Linked DNA regions of Homo sapiens: region 1 is linked to region 2. A link is a contact called in ENCODE Hi-C data. All regions are on one chromosome and are shown on one strand. Each heading gives the region's core, a stretch centred on a gene start or an enhancer-like site at or near the end of the contact. The rest is flanking DNA. Distances are from core to core; before and after follow the strand shown. Region 1 overlaps ATP10D (ATPase phospholipid transporting 10D (putative)). Region 2 holds the start of TEC (tec protein tyrosine kinase).

The links. A loop is a pair of places that touch in the nucleus more often than their neighbours do. Pooled maps may share reads with other maps.
Region 1: a map with no recorded cell type shows a loop between it and region 2 (3-fold over the local background). The contact joins the enhancer-like site here to the promoter of TEC in region 2. A Hi-C loop is called at or near these places in 2 of 37 single-sample maps with no recorded cell type and 2 of 50 pooled maps.

The regions. Positions count from the first base shown.
Region 1 is chr4:47,509,291-47,515,385 of GRCh38, reverse strand. It overlaps ATP10D (ATPase phospholipid transporting 10D (putative)), which reads right to left. Exons shown (of 23, transcript NM_020453.4): 2 at 2,556-2,882. The coding sequence starts at 2,845. Among named protein-coding and RNA genes, the nearest start is that of ATP10D, 27 kb to the right of the region's middle. Within about 2 kb of position 4,810, at least 5 of the 41 ENCODE cell types and tissues checked have a DNase peak (open chromatin) inside an H3K27ac peak, as active enhancers do.
Region 2 is chr4:48,266,279-48,271,554 of GRCh38, reverse strand. TEC (tec protein tyrosine kinase) reads left to right here and starts at 1,717. Exons shown (of 18, transcript NM_003215.3): 1 at 1,717-1,803. LOC105374445 (a long non-coding RNA gene) reads right to left here and starts at 1,583. Exons shown (of 2, transcript XR_007058111.1): 1 at 1,489-1,583. RefSeq lists silencers at 1,648-1,717, 1,778-1,907.

The DNA of each region.
Region 1 (6,095 bases), core at 3,561-6,060, 760 kb after region 2:
TCTATTAGTAGATTTTGTATGTTACAGAATATAGAACTAGCAGAATACAATGAATCTTAATGAACTATTTATTACCCTGCTAGACATCTGGCTTGTGTCATTCTTTAATAAATGTGAGATATCAGGGCTGGGTGTGGTGGCTCACGGCTATAATCTTAGCACTTTGGGAGGCCGAGGCGGGCAGATCACTTGAGGTCAGGAGTTCGAGACTAGCCTGGGCAACACGGTAAAACCCCGTCTCTACTAAAAATACAAAAATTAGCTGGGTGTAGTGGCCTACGCTTGTGGTCCCAGCTACTCAGGAGGCTGAGGCACGAGAATCACTTGAACCCAGAAGTCGGAGGCTGCAGTGAGCCGGGATCACACTACTGCACTCCAGCCTGGGTAGAGTAATCAATCAATAAATAAATAATGTGAGATATTATTTATTAAATATAAAATAGTAAATATTTGAGTGGGACGGTCTTGAGCACAATAAAAAAATAGAAAAAAGCACAAGAGAAAATACTATTTTCTTTTTAAAAGTTCATAAAAATTTAGAAGAAATTCAGAGTTCATGTGGTATAAAAATTAATTAACAAAATAAAGATCAACCCTCTAGCCTTTTGTACATCCAAACATTAGATTTAAACAAGCCTCAAAATTGAGTAGAAAAGCCTATTTCTTTTCTCTTGTGACTAACTCTTCTATTTCTTCTTTTATGCTATTCAGAACCACCTTCTTCAGGAACTTCTTCCATTCTTCTACTTTATATATTCAAATACTTCTCCATGGGTCCCTAATTTTGGGCCATATGGTAAGTTCAAGACACCCTTTTCCTTAAAGGAGAAACAAAATCTTAATCCTGCCATTACATTTTGATAACATATTTTTCCATTGACCATGAAACTTCTCAAAAGAATAATCTATATATACTTCTTTTTTGTCACCTCCAAATCTTTTTACTCTGAAAATTTCTTTCTTAACCCTTTCTGCTACTCTGTGGCTTCAATTCTTTCCAGGTGGACCACATCTAAACCTATAGCTCTAACCTTGAACTCTGTTTCAGGTTTTTATTCCATTGGGTACACTAGATTCCAAACTCCATAAAAGAATGAAACACACATAGGGCTACATAGCCATTAATTCAACAAATTCAAATCTGTCCTTTAAACATAGCCACTATTTAATAAATGCATATGGAACATATATAGAATGAATGATGAGAATGAATGTATGTGGAATGACTAAAGAATATGGAGAATCTCTTTACTTGCATTGGCGTCTTGAATACATTTACAAAAACAAAATACTCTTCCAGCCAAGGTTCTTTTTACTCTTGTTTTTCATTTTTCTGTTAGTACTTCTGGTCATCACAGCTCAACATGTTCACATCATCTTTTTTACTCCTTTCACTGAATGTCTTACACTAAATCCACAGTATCTGTAAGAGATCACCCTTCTTTTCATTCCCACATTGTTCCAAGGTCAGGTCTCCATTACAATTCACTGGGATATATACAATGTCTTCCTAAATGTTTTCTCTGCCATCATCTCTAAGTCTTTTCATCTACCCACCACACTGCTTCCATAGTGAAATACTGACGTAAGCATGGTAATTGTGCCTGCAGACTTGGCCCTCAACTCTTTATCCTGATAGCAAGACCTCTTTCCTGGGTCACATCTATCTTTCTGACTTTACTTCCTGTTGCTCCTCAGCACAGATGTTACATGTAAGTCAGAGAACACTATTTCCCAGGCTTCAAGCAAGCCTTTTATGCTACTGCCTTTATGCCATTATTCATACTCCTTCCTCCATCTGAAATATGCTTTGCTCACACCTCTGCTTTGAATATCTCACCCACCCTCTGTTATTAAGTCAAATGTCACTTCCCCTTCTATTGCTCCAGTTACCATTATTATTTCTCTTTTTGAGGCTTTCATTCTATTTGACAGCCCTTTATAACACTCATTGCATTCCCTATGTCTTTTTGTTTTATATATGTATATATTGTGTTTCCCTAGCACAACTGCAAACTCCACAAGGAGAGGAGTGGCACTCACACTTCCATTTCCTTCAGTGCCTAAACTCACAGGAGATTGTCCATGAATGAGATATTAAGTTGAATTAGGTCACTGTTTCACCTAAACATCTGACATCTGCACTGGCTTCAGAGCTCTATTTCCTCCTATTATCAGTAAGAAAAATTTGAAATTAAAATGCGCGTGGTTTCATGGAAAGAACACTAAAGCAAGAGTAAGAAGACCCCCAGAGGCAGCCCCTGGTCTGCTACTTGACATTGGCATGACATTGGCTAAACCACAGTCAAGTCATTTCCTAACCTATAATATGTGAATTACAATATCTTTTCTGGTAAAGAGAAAACACCTTTCCAATTGGAAAGTGCTACGTGAATGGGAGGAGTCATCATTCCACAACAGATTTGTATCAAAATTGTCAAGGATGATGTCACATGTCTTAGGTTTAAGTAATATACAGGGTTATGAAAATGAAAAATATGTTATATATCAACTAGAATGATATTCTAAGGTTTTCTTCAAAAATAAAACAGTACCTGTGAAATTGTTCAAATAAATTTCTTGGCACAAAATTCAGAAGTGTGTACTTTGTTGTTCGTATTCGATTGTTCACATAGGCTCCGGAGAACTTCTCATACTCATCCTTGAAGGGCTGGATGTGGGGAACAACAATCCGGTGCCTTCCTGACAGTTTAGGGGTCTGAGAGGACTTGCGCCCACAGGCGAGCAACGAGGAATAGTTGTATGGCCCTGAATCATCATCCCTGGTTGCACCTCTGATCAGCCGTCGCCAGTGATATCTGGCCCATTGGAGAGCCTCAGTCATATCCAAACTGTGGTAAGATCCAGGTTGTGTAGCTGACCTGGCAAACAAACAAAAACCACACTTCCATGAGCTTCTGAAACGTCTCAAAGATAGTGAAATTTTAATATTTTTTCTATACCAAATAAATATATGACCCAATGGTTCAACATGTAAGGGAGAAAGTAAAAGTAGTCTTTAGAACTCCATTTTAACCAAATAAAGCATACATCTTCTGCCTCATGGGCTAAGCATCTGATCATGTTGCTTAACAAGAGACAGCACCTAAAAGGCCATTCCATAACTTGAAGCAAACAATTTGGGCTTAATTTGTGCAAGTCTCTTAACTTCTCTGATCATCAGTTTTATCATCTTTGCAATGGGCATAATGCCAGGCATGTCAGGAAATTGTTTTGAGGACTAAATGAATAACAGGTAAGTCACATAGCATAAAGTCTGATAAATCATAGGACATCAAAAAAACCCATTCTATGTGGATTACAAAAATGCCCACAAATTCTTCCTATCTCTGCAAGCATAACTCTCTGCCAATCAAGAGGTAGAGTCTTTCTCTACCTGTGGTGTCTGGGCTTGGCCATGTGCCTTGCTTCAGCTAATGTAACACTAGTAAACAAGACAGCAAATAGAGGCTTGAAAAGTGCTTGTTCACTGGAGCTTATTCTCTCTCACTGTTCTAGGAACCACTGTAGCCCACACCACATGCCTCAGTTGCCCCATTTACCACCATAGCCTCTATAAATACATAAATAACACCACTGACTGCCAACTGACCACTAACAAGCGAGTGTGCCCAGAAGGCACAAATTAGAATAAAGATGTCTCAGCTGAGCTCAGCCCGACTTGCCCACCCATCAAATTATGAATCAATAAATGTTATGTCATTAAGTTTTGGGGTGCTTTGCTACAAAACAAAATCAAACTGATAACATATTCCCTTATTTTCCTTATTTCTAAGGTTTCCTTATTTTCCAAGAAATGCAGCCCTACCTGGAGTTTGTTAATCAAAACAAAATGTGAGTTTGTTAATCAAAACAAAAATAGGAAAGAAAGGGGTTCAAGCAATTCTCATGCCTCAGCCTCCTGAATAGCTGGGATTACAGGCAGACAATCACTTTTGATGGGAAGAACAACAGCCTCTGAGTATATGTAGTTGTGCCTGGATATTGGACCCACAATAGATAGCCCGTCTTATCATGAGAGAAAATATTCATGTCAGCCTCATCGGTTTTATACTAATAATAGGAACAAGAAAAAAAAACAGTTCTTTTGGATTTTGGCCTCTAAAATATTTATTTATAGATAACTAAATCAATGAAGATTGACTGGCCAAAATAACATTTACTATCTCTTCAATATAATTTTTTAAAAGTCTGCCTCCGAAGTATATTTGAAAAGCTGGTTTTTACTTCACCAAGCATACAAAAGTGGCTTGGTTCTTTTAACTGGCTGCTCACAATGGCAGCTTGAGTTATTAATGTAGTTCATAACATATCTAGAACTCTCCCCCAGAATAAGAACATAAGATAGTGCTTTATAAGTGAATCAATAGATAACAGAAAATACTGAACATAAATACTAAGTGCTTTTCATTAGTTTCACATAATGCACATTAGGTTACCATTATGACAAATGTGACTTTTTTTAAAAGGTTGAAATCAGCACAATTTGATTTATTTCTGGAAACTTTAAAAGGAAGCATTCACTTGCCATTAAATTCTTACTAAGACATAAGAATGTTTATCCCTCTAGTGTCCACAATCTCATACAACAATCTAAATCTCACTTCCCTTTTTAAATTCTGAAATACAATTTCTTGAGAGTCCAAACAGGACTAACTAAACAAACATGAAACAAATACAGGAGGTGTTAACTTCTGCTAATTTGTGGTGTGTCTGACTAATAACCTCACGCTAGCAAACATACTTACTGGTTCACAGAAACAATCAGCTTTTTATTCCACAACCCAGACAAGAACTACATCTTTCCCCAAGTCACTCAGTTCCTAAGAAACAAGCCCATAACGACTGCAAAACATTTCATTGCAAAAGTATTTCTAGGTCTCCTTCTCTTTAGGACTTTTCAATATCTTTAAATGTACATGAGATTCTCTATTTACTCCCACATTGCCTTTCTCCTTTATTCCTTCTTTTCATTTTCAAGGAATTTTGGTGAAGATAGAATTAGGGCTGGCTCACTGCCCTCCATGGCCCCCTTCTAGAGCCTACAAGAGTCTCTCTCCTACTCTCCAAGGCTGGGCAGCTCATCATTTTGTAAGAACTCTCTCTTCAGCACTGTCATTCTCCTGAAAAGTGACCCTTGGATCAGAGGACAGATTTAAGCTAGACAGAGAAGTGCTTTGAAATGACTGAGGAGAAAAGCCTAGGCTTGGAGGTAATTAACATATGATGAAAATCCTTTCAAATTGCTAGTTTAAAATTTAAACTCTTATACTAGGCAGGAATGACCAAGGATCTATTTAGTCATCCTAGATCAGAGGCTTTTGAAATGCGTTAACTGCTCTCCCAGTAAGAAATACATTCTATGATGCAAAGTAGAATTTACACACACACACACACACACACACACACACACACACACACCCCTGAAACAAAAGTTCTATGAAATATTTCTTACCCTTACCACCTGCAATGCATACAGGGATCTTCTTTCTTCTCTCTCTCATATTAGTACTAGTTAGGATGCATTGAATTAGTTTCAAGATCCACTAATGTTAGTGTACATGTTGGTAAAAAGATACTGATAGTGTGTGGCTTCACACAAAGCTGAAATTATACATGGAAATGGATAGATCCATGTTCCTAAATAGATCCACAACCCCAAATGCAGAAAACAGACTATTACAGAATACAAAATTTCAGCTACAAAGGAGTAATAAGTTGAAGAGATCTATTGTATATTACGATGACTATGGTTAATACAGTAACAATATGTTGTACACTTGAAAATTGTTAAGAGAGTAGACCTAAAGTGTTCTCACCACAATAAAAAGTATGTGAGGTAATACATATGTTAATTACCTTGAGCTAGCCATTCCACAATACATCCACATATCAAAACATCACATTCTTCACCATAAATACATACAATTTGTATTTGTCAATTCAAAAGTTTTTAAAACAAAATTTTCCCCTTACAACCCTTTCTCCCTCAGTCAATAATGTTATACACAGAAAGCTTTTCCTATAGAAATAGGTATTTGTTCTACAGAGAGCTAAAGATAAAATATTTATAA
Region 2 (5,276 bases), core at 468-2,967:
GTTAGACTTCTCAGGGTTATTACAGTGATCAAAGGAGAAATGATATAGGAAGGCACTACTTTTAAGTCCCAAGCAAGCATGAGGTGTGATAAGTATCAAAGCACTTGCCATTCCCTTAGCTTCAGCCTTGGGTTGGCCGTCTGTCCTATCATTCAGGTCTCAGCTCCACTGTTACCCCAGAGAAGCCTCCAGTAACATCATATCTAAAGTAGCCTCCCTCTCCCTTTCACTCTCAATTCCATCACCCTGCTTTATTTTAGTCAAGACACCTCACTTACGAAGTGGTTTAATTTTTTGCTTGCCTGTTGATCATGTGAGACAAGTAACAAACGTTAAGAAGCCATGCTTGCTCATTTCTGCTTGTCAGCATAATTTCACACAGCCCCTGACTCTGTGACCACCTGCAGCTGGCGGAAAGATGCTTTGAAGACAAAACGAGATAGAACACAGGATCCCCCACGTCTCTTGCCTGAGCCCTTGCCTTTTACTGCACCTAAGATAAAGTCTGATGAGGTTAGTGATTATGCTTCTGTAATCTATAAACAGATGTACTCTTAAGCCCAAACTGTGATGTGCTTTTACACATACTGAATCTTCACCAACTGTTTCTAAATTGAGAAGGGAAGTTCTGTGTTGGAGGGATCTGCTTGAATCTCTCTAAAAGACTCCTCCAGGGCTGTAGGCCTCCATCTCTAGTCCTCAGTAAGACTTCTGAATAAAACTAACTTTCATTCTTTAACAGCTTGATTTTTAAATTTTAGTCGACAATCACTTATTGTCTTTCTCCTACAGTAGAATAAAAGTTTCCTAATGGCAGAGTCCTTGCCTCATCTTCCCCAGGCATGGGAACAGTTCCTGGTATAGGATGCACACAGATTTTGCTGATTCAGGATAGCCGTGAATAACAGTGGAGACTCCAGAGGAGGAAGACCTGGATTTGAAGCCCAGCTTCTCAACCCAGCTTCTCAATTTACTAGTTGGGTGACATTAGGCAAGTTATTTAGCTTCTCTCTGCCTCACTTGCACCGTATGTGAAAAGGGGGATTCTGATAATATACGCTTCAGAGAACTTTTAGTACATGTGAAGTACCTAGAACAGTGCCTGGCACACAGTTAAGTCTTACATGTGTTTTCTACTCTTCAGTGAGTTTAATGTTAACACATTAATAGTGCACGTGACCCTCTAAGTGTATCAGATATGCACTGCTCCCTCGGGTTTCACAGGAAAACCACTTACTCTTTTGGTAAAACAGGCTGCATGGCTCCACTGCTCCGCGTCACCCGCCTGGCCTCCCACCGCTTAGCGGAAGGGGAGGTGCGGTTCCTAATTCCGACAGGCACGTAGTCTTCCACAAGTGGCACTACTCGGGGCTCTCCTGGCTAGGGGCGTTCGAGCCACTAGGGGCGGGTCTCCTGGGATGGGAAGACTGGGGCTAGGGAGGTTCAACGCCGCCCCCGGAAACCTAAGGGACGCTCCCTGAAACTCACCGGGACGCGCTTCCGACCCATTCCGGTCACTTGCCTTGAAATCGCCGCAGGGCTGCGCAAACCTGCCACCCAGGGCCCAAGCGACCGGGGCGGGGCGATCGAGGACTGGGCGGGCCTGCAGGATCAGAGGCGGGGTAGGGCGTCCACGGGGCCAGCAATCGGGGCGGGGCGGGGTGATTGGGGGCGGGACGGGGAGATCAGAGGGCGGGGCGGGGCGCTTTGCTCTGGACTCTGGGGCGCTAGGCTCCGGACTCCGCGGCGCAGACTGCACCTCGCAGTCTCCCCAGGTCCGCCCAGCAGCCGCGCTTCAGCCAGGTAAGGGCGCCGCGGGCGGGCTGGGGCGGCCCCGGGAGTGCGATACTCCGGGCGAGGACGGGTGGGGAGGGGGATGAGCGCGGCAAGAGGCGGCTTCCACACGCCCCTCGAGGAACGGGGAAGGATTTTCTCCCCTCCGTGCCGCAGTGAGCGCGGGTGCGCCGTCTCTGGGTCCCCTCTTCGGTCCGGGAAGGAGGGACAGGTGCGCGCAGTGGCGCAGCCTCGCCTTCCTGCCGGCAGTAGATTCTCCACTTCTCCAACTCCCGCACTGACCTCTCCTAAGGAACACCCGCCCCTTTTTCTTGAAGTTCCAGGCCTGAGGCCGCCCTGCGGCAAGTTCAGCGTTGGGGTCACGTCCCAGCGGCGAGCAGGGCTGATGCCTCCTTTCGGGTTGGGCGGCGGCGCGATCTTGATTGAAATTTGGCAGTGTCGAGATAGATATACCTAATGTAAATGACAAGTTAATGGGTGCAGCACACCAACATGGCACATGTATACATATGTAACAAACCTGCACGTTGTGCACATGTATCCTAGAACTTAAAGTATTAAAAAAAAAATTTGGCAGTATCGGCCAAGATGTTCCGCAGTTGCACGTGACTCACCCAGTGAAGTTCACGTTCTCTTCCCCACCCCCCCAATACCCCGCCCACCTCGCCCCGGGAAGTTGTGTTTGAATATTGAAAACAGGTGCCCGGCCAATGTATGTACTTCTTGGAAAAACTAGGGCCTTGACCTGGGAGTGTACACTTTCCTAATTTTCTTTAATCCTAAATTTCTTGTGGATTTTATTTTATTTTATTTTTCCCGTGGACGTGTAACATGGTGGTGTGTACCAGGTTTGGAAACAATCTCATCCATTGCTATTCTTTGGAAACTGGAATATTTGATTCGAAAGATTGATCTTAATGTTAACTTGGAACAACAGGATGGCTGGTGGCTAAGTGGGTTTGAAGATTATCCAAAATAGTTATAAGTTTTGCGCGTATTCCTTGTATTTTTCCAGTGAATGCTCATTTTCCTCTTGGGAAATTCTGAGAATTTACTCACTTCTAGATTATTCTCTGCTAAAGAGCTGGGAAGAAACAAACCAGCGGATCTCCCAAATAAAGTTTGGGATTTAACAGTTTAGGTCGTGACACTGGTAGCTGCTTACTCTGCAATAATCACCTGGAGTAAGGGATATTAAGATTTATTTCTAAGGGGAAAATAGAAGTATGGGTAACTTTCACATTATGTATTTGAAAGTATTTTTTAGTTTAGTTACATTTTCAATGTTTACGGAAGACTTACACTTTCCCCATACTCCAGTTAATCTGATCCATATATTACACTCTTGCCAACGCAGATGCTTACTGTGGTGTGTTTATGTTAATGATCTTGACTCTTCTCACAAGGGTGTGTACATTCTGGTCTGTGGAACTGTATAGGCCAAGTGTAAACTCATGCAGTCAGTGCTTTACTCTAGTTGGCAATACCTTTGCCCCACATAGGTCCAACTAGAATTTTCACATCTTCCCAACTAGGAAAGGATATAGAATATTAATGTATGCTCTAGCATTTTCAACCTACTTTATTCTTTATCAAGATAATCATGTTTTCTCAGCAGCTAGTTACTCAAGGGCAGCAGCTATGTTTTACCAAACCGTGGAAAATAAAGCTGAGATAATGGTAACCTTTGCTTCCTTAAGTTGACCCTTGATAGGGAGGTTGGAAGGGTTGTGAGCAGTGTCTGGCCTACTTTTACGCTTGGGGAAGAATTACTGGCCTCTCTGCCTTTCTCCGGGTATCCAGAGTGCTGGGAGACAGGGCCTTGGGCCTCCAGCCACACCTCTGCCTACAGGTTCCTCCAGGTTGACCAGGTTGGTGCCTCTCCTCCCTGCCCCAGCTGTTCCAGCTCCTTAGCTTCCACCCCACCCCTCCCAGATTCTTACCCCTAGACAAATCACCATGTTGTTCAGGGCAGGGGTACTTGGTCTGCAGAGTCAGCATGAGTGTTGATCTTCAGCATGGTGCTGGTTCCCCGTGGATGCTCCTTGGATGTCTGCTGCTTCAGAGCCTTTATTATGCTCCCTTCTTGTCCAGTCTACAGCAGGCAAAGTGGAGTTACTGAAGTCAAACCCAGATCAACAGTCTTGGGGGCCAGCTGCCTTGGTTGGACTAATTACGATCATAAATTGGGCATTCAAGTCTGTTGGAAAAAAGTGAAATTGGCTCATGGTCACTGGCAATTGTAAAATTATCCTGTACGATGTGGTTATGCTATTATAAAAGGTTTGTGGAAAAATAAGAAACAACCCAGAAGGAAGGGGCCTAGTAGTTGCCTCCACCTCCAAACACGCCTGTGCTTGGGCTTGCCTTATTGTCACTACCCCAGCTCAACCAATTCTTCTGGGATTGGATTGTAACAATTAATTTCCCCACCATGTTTGACTGCTCAGAGCTCAGATGACCGCAGCTACTGTAGTATAGATGTAGAGAATTACATACTCTTTTGTTTAGAGAAACAAGGATGGGCTTTTTCAAAACAGATTGTTATTAGGGAAACAAAGAAAAAGCAAACAAATGTAAAAATGTGTGGGCACAGAAGCCAAAGTTTGTTTTGTTATGGTTTATAGTTTTAAACTTTTATCCAAGTTACATTTCTCCCTTTCCAGAAACAACCACTTGTAATTCTTTGCCATTTGTGGCTTATAGTTGATACTTCTTGATTTTTCAATTTTAAGCATTATCTGTTGACTTCCCACTGTGGAAGATGATGAGTTGGCTCTCTTTTTCCCTCCAACCCCCAACGCAAGTACAGCTTCCCTATTTTCCCATTCTTGCAGTCGTTAAAACAGAATATTGAATAATGGTTAGATCAAAATTCACAGCTAAGCCAAGCATAACTTTTTTTTCGTTTTTTTTTTTTTTGAGACAGAGTTTTGCTCTTGTTGCCCAGGCTGGAATGCAATGGCACGATCTTGGCTCACCACAACCTCTGCCTCCCGGGTTCAAGCGATTCTCCTGCCTCGGCTTCCTGAGTAGTTGGGATTACAGGCATGTGCCACCACGCCTAGCTAATTTTTGTATTTCTAGTAGAGATGGGGTTTCTCCATGTTAATCAGGCTGGTCTCAAACTCGTGACCTCAGGTGATCTACTTGCCTTGGGCTCCCAAAGTGCTGGGATTACAGGCGTGACCAAACATAACTTTTTATTTTCCTTGGAGTTAATAATGGATTTGTTTGTTCATTTTATTTATTTTGTGCTCTTCATTGATTAAACCCACAGCTCTTGGCCAGTTTTCCAAATTCTCCCTCAATTGACCAGGTATTTTGTCAATTTCGTTTTCCTCAAGAAGCTGTTCCTGAGCCTACTGGCTTGCTATAATCCAGACTGGGTGCCTTTGGTACATTGGCACACTTGTCACCCCAAGGGTTCCCTTTGTCATCATTCTGGAGATTCTCATCATTTGTCTCTTGTGTTGGATCTC